2 separate regions of the Homo sapiens genome follow, and region 2 is linked to region 1. A link is a loop called in an ENCODE intact Hi-C map of the cell type or tissue named here. Cell type or tissue: heart right ventricle. All regions are shown on one strand.

Region 1 (2,500 bases):
TCTGGTTTTCTAGGTGTTTATAGGAGGGCAAGTTCAGTATCGGTCACTTGGTCATAATAGGAAATGGATGATGGCAGTTTCATTTTTAGTACGATATTAATTACATCACCAAAAAGTCTGCCACTAAAGGAATTTTACTTTGCAGATTATTTAAAGTATTTCCTCTCAAAAGCATGTTCAAATAAAACTTAGAAGTAGTAAAATTCTTCAACTTACATTCGGATTCTATGATTCTTAAGCTTACATTCTGTGATCCTAATTCAACATTTATTGAATGAGTGTTACTATTTAGAAGGCAAATGATACTCTTCATTATTTACAGATATCTGTATACTAGCTTAAATTGTTTTGCTTGAGGGTGATGAACCACAGGAGTCACTAAAAGTACCTAATTTCTAAATTTTATACCCTCTAAAAAGCTATGAATACTGTTTCTCTGATGGGACCACTGAGTTCACTTAATATAGAGCCATATTTACTGGTGCCAGTTATAAAATTGAGACCCATATGGTAGTTAGAAGCATTCAAGATAAAGGCAAATAACCATAGCAATTATTGTGGTTCGCTTCAAATGTTGATTTATGTTACCTGTGTAAATCTGGAGTGATGACATTGATACCAGCTGCATCATTATCAACCATGAGTTACTACATGAATGACTGATAATATTCTCCCAAACTACTATTTTATGGCTAATCATTATGGCATAAAATAAGAGACCTTCAGCAATAGCATAATTACAGTTCTTATATTCCTTGGTATGTATTCCACAAATTTTGTTAAATAAAAATTGATTGTCATGTGAGGATATAATAACCAATTCTTGCTACATTAGTGGGGTCCATTTGTAAATAGGGTTGTAGGACTGTGTGGTAGAAATGCTGACATCTGTCTATCCTTGAATACAAGTACCAGATACAGGAGAAAGAAAGACCAAAGTAAACCAGAGAATTCATCCTGAGTCATTGGTCTTATGAGTATACTTTTCTGTAGAACCAAAAATTTAACGAATACATTTTTCTGGAAGCTTTAGAGTTATTTCACTTTTCAGTAAAGGCCACAGCATTTCTGTTACATTGTATATTGGAGTGATTATATCTAGTTTATAAATGGCACGAATATGTTCTACACAACCCAATGACCTCGCAGTCTCACTGTAAAAAACAGTAAATGAGCCAATAAGATAATCAAATCTGAAAATAATCTATACCAGTTGTCTCAAAAGTATGGTGTATACATCCCTGGGAGTACAAAGATAATCCTCTGGGGTTCAGGATAAAATTATTAGCACATCTATTTATGTGTTTTTTTCTCATTGTGTTTAAATTTATGTTTCTATCTTTTGCAATGTATATTTACAGCAGTCCACGAATGTAATTTATAAATACACCTGGATAGAGATGCATGTCCAATTGTTTTTGTAAACTGATGGTACATGTTGGGAAAACAAAGTTGAAACTACTGCTTTGTGCTGTGAACCAGTGGTTCTCAACTGGGGGCATGCTGAGTAGTGTCATGTCAAGGGGGCAAGGGTGTGCTACTGACATCTAGTGGGTGGATGCCAGGGATGCTGCTAAATAAACATCCTTGAGTTCACAGGACAGCTTTCCTTCAGCCCCCTACCCCACCTTCCGCAGAAAGAATTATCTGGTCTAAAATGAGTTTGAGAAACACAGGTATATACTGTGTATTTCTTTTTCCTTGAAGGAGGGATCGCAAAGAAGTGAGTCTAGCCTGTTTATTTTCTTTTTCATCTTGCTGTTGGCTGACTACTTGGTTTTCTTACGTATATGTCTATATTTTCCAATATCTCAAAAATAGGCACAAGAGAACTGAAGGTACTTAATTTTATAAAACCAAAAGAATACTCTGAACAGTTAGAGGAAAAGAGGTAACAAAATGTGTAAGGCCTTACACACAGAGTGGTATCTAAAATATTTGTTTGTGGTTTTACACTTCTAAGATTAACTGAATATGTTCATTAAGTTCTAATTTTTGTTTTGTAATTCCTATCAAATCTTTTGATGCTTTATGAACTGCATTGGTGTACTGATTCATTGAAATCTAAAAAGAAAGCTGCTACTGATAAGATTGACAGGAAGGAATCTATCTAGCTAGAATAAACTACGTGCAAAGTAAAGAACAAGGAGTCCGTGATCTAATGATTTTTGTGAAAGATTCTGACTTGAGGGTTTAATTTCCAAATTGGTATGCTTCTCATATGCGTGATCTTATGCATATTAAACTTTGTTGTAATTTCATAGTTAAAAAAAAAAAAAATCCCCTATATGTAGCCGGAATAAACAGTCACTGTGAGTTGTCCATTTTAGAGCATAGGTTTTTAGGTGGTGAAGACCTGTCCTTAGTTGAATTTGTATGTGAATTAAACTCTTATTTTTATAACAATTCACTTGAGTTCTTTAAATAAAGATGATGCCAAAGAGATGTAAGGCTTGTCTCTCAGAAGAATAGTAAGGATTAATGGCTTCAGGTATTAGGA
Region 2 (2,500 bases), 130 kb before region 1:
TTGGGAGGCCGAGGCGGGCAGATCACCTGAGGCCAGAAGTTAGAGAGCAGCCTGACCAACATGGTGAAACCCCATCTCTACTAAAAATACAAAAATTAGGTGGATGTGATGGTACATGCCTGTAATCCCAGCTACTCAAGAGGCTAAGGCACAAGAATCGCTTGAACCCGGGAGGTAGAGGCTTCAGTGAGCTGAGATTGTGCTGCTGCACTCCAGCCTGGGCAACAGAGCGAGACTCTGTCTCAAAAATAAATAAATAAATAAATAATAATAATAATAATAATAAAATTTTCAAGAGGAAGGAAGAAAAGTACTGGTGGGGATTTGAAGTGGTTTTTTTTTTTTTGTCATTGATGAGCACTGTCTATTGGGTTTCTGGTCATGAATTGGCCCTTTTTATGAATGAGAAAGTGATGCAGTTGTTACCGTATTTATCTTTACAGTGAGTTTGTTAACAGAACATAAATACAGACACATGAAAGTGAATTCTCTCTGTTGCCTATGCTTGAACCAGTTGTCCAGCAATCCTTCCCTCTGTATGGTACAAAGAATGCCTCACTCTCTATGATTCCAGGGACTTCTAGAGATGATATACTTTAAAAGTCTGACATAGTGGTGGCCGTGGATGGTTTGCTTGATAAAAGCCAGGCACCTCCCCACCCTTGTTGCCAGGAAGGGTACAAAATGAGGAAAGTAGCGCTCTTCATTAGTGCTTTATTGGATTGGAGATAGGTATCAAAAGAGGGTGACACAATCCTCCCTAAAACATTCGCTCAGTGTTTCCATCCATTTTTTGCTGCTCAATATTCTTGTGTGTACTGGATTCATACCAGAGATGTAGACACTGTTTCTTCCCTCTCTCTCTCTCTCCTCTCTCTGTCTTTCTCATCCAAATCCATCCTTGAGTAGTAAGCAAGAAGTCAGTGATCCATCCCTAGGAGCAGAAGAATGGGCGTGGGTGTTCTCAGATTATGTATCTGGAGAGTTTTTTTCTGATGAGCATCACCTAGTCAGTACTTCACAAAGTGTGATCTGAGGACTGTGTGCATCAGATCCCTGAAGATGCTGATTGAAGGGCTTGATCTCCCTGCTGGCTTGGCATTCTGGGAAGGAGCACTGACATCTACAGTTTTGTCAGGCTCCCCGGATGATCCTGCTTCCTGCCGAGGTTGGAGGGCCTCTGGCCCTGACTTCTGACCTGGTGGCGCCTTGGCTCACTAGAGGGCACCATGGAACAATGTTTTTTCTGGCTGCGGGCTTCCTGTTCCTGCCAACCCACCAGGGATGCGGTGCCCACATAGTTCTGGGCTACAGCTTCCAAGCCCATCCTGGAACCACAGTTTCCTTTAAGAAACTTAGTGCAGTTGCCACATCACCAAACAGATCTAGTATTCATTTCCACAATGGCACTATAATAAATTCAATTTCTAAAGAAAAATTAGAGTTTAAGTTATCTCGTGTGTATTCATTAAACACAAATTGTGTACTGCAAAAGCATTAGGTATCAACAGGATTAATAAAAGAAAACATCCTTCCTACTATCAAGAAAAACCTGGAAAAGATAAGACAAAATTGTAAAATCATTTAAAAGCAATTATAATTAATAGTAATTTTCAAATGAACAGTAAAAAAAATTTTTTTTAAATTACAAAATCTGACGCAGACGTTTGCCAGTAAATGTACACACAGGGAGTGGCCCCTAAGCTGACTCGGATGACTGCAAACCAGGATTCCTGAGAAGGCATCGTGGAAAAGGTGGGATGAGAGAGGGCCTTGGAATAAAGTGAAAGGGAGAAGAGGAGGTCAGGGCAGCCTAATTACAACACATGTCTAATTCAGGGCCCTTCCTGTGTCTTAGCAGTGACTTAACTAAAATAAACATGTCGAATGTAAATCTGGGAAGTACCACTGGGCTTTCAATTGTCATATTGCACAGTAGCCATTTATTCAACAAATACTTGCAGAGCACTACTGTGTGCCAGCTACTGGGAGTACAACACTGGACAAGGCAAACGCTTAGTGCTGCCCTCATGTGTTTACAGTTCAGTTGGAGAGACAGGCCAGCAAGCACAATGATTCCAGAGCAGTGTGTTACGTGGTAGGTAAAGCAGGAGGTTTGTGGGTGTTCACAGGAGAGAAGCCTAATCCAGAGCCAGGGTGGTAACAGAAGGCTTCCCTGGGGTAGAAATGTCCAATGAAAGGAAGGATGAGTTAGGAGCAGAGGGAGAAAGAGCATGTTTGAAGGCTGGGGGAGAGAAGAAACAGTATATTTGAGGAACTGAAAGAAAGGCAGTAGGGCTGGCCCCGTGGTAGTGGGGGTGTGCTGAACAGCATGGAGAGCTCGCGGTAGACTGGGGCCAGCTCATGAAGAGTCTTGTAAATCATAACTGGGCTACCTAGACATCATCCTCCGGTCACTGGGGAACCACTGAAGGGTTAAGAGCAGGGGAATGGTGGTTCCCTAATAAGATCTGCATTTTAGGAGGACCTGTCTATGCCA

The links. A loop is a pair of places that touch in the nucleus more often than their neighbours do. Peaks named below come from ENCODE experiments on the same cell type or tissue, not always from the same donor. Only the 100,000 strongest peaks of a DNase experiment are listed, where the experiment ranks them.
Region 2: a loop joins it to region 1, with 2.7 times the contacts of the local background. A loop is called at or near these places in 31 of 110 quality-filtered maps.

The regions. Positions count from the first base shown.
Region 1 is chr1:178,188,471-178,190,970 of GRCh38, forward strand. All of the region lies in intron 1 of RASAL2 (RAS protein activator like 2), which reads left to right. Among named protein-coding and RNA genes, the nearest start is that of RASAL2, 96 kb to the left of the region's middle. In heart right ventricle, a CTCF peak has its summit at 1,551 (motif pointing left); a DNase peak (open chromatin) is centred at 1,541; H3K27ac peaks cover 471 bases.
Region 2 is chr1:178,054,081-178,056,580 of GRCh38, forward strand. No RefSeq gene overlaps it. Among named protein-coding and RNA genes, the nearest start is that of CRYZL2P-SEC16B, 17 kb to the left of the region's middle. In heart right ventricle, CTCF peaks have their summits at 1,211 (motif pointing right) and 2,029 (motif pointing left); a DNase peak (open chromatin) is centred at 1,218; H3K27ac peaks cover 2,500 bases.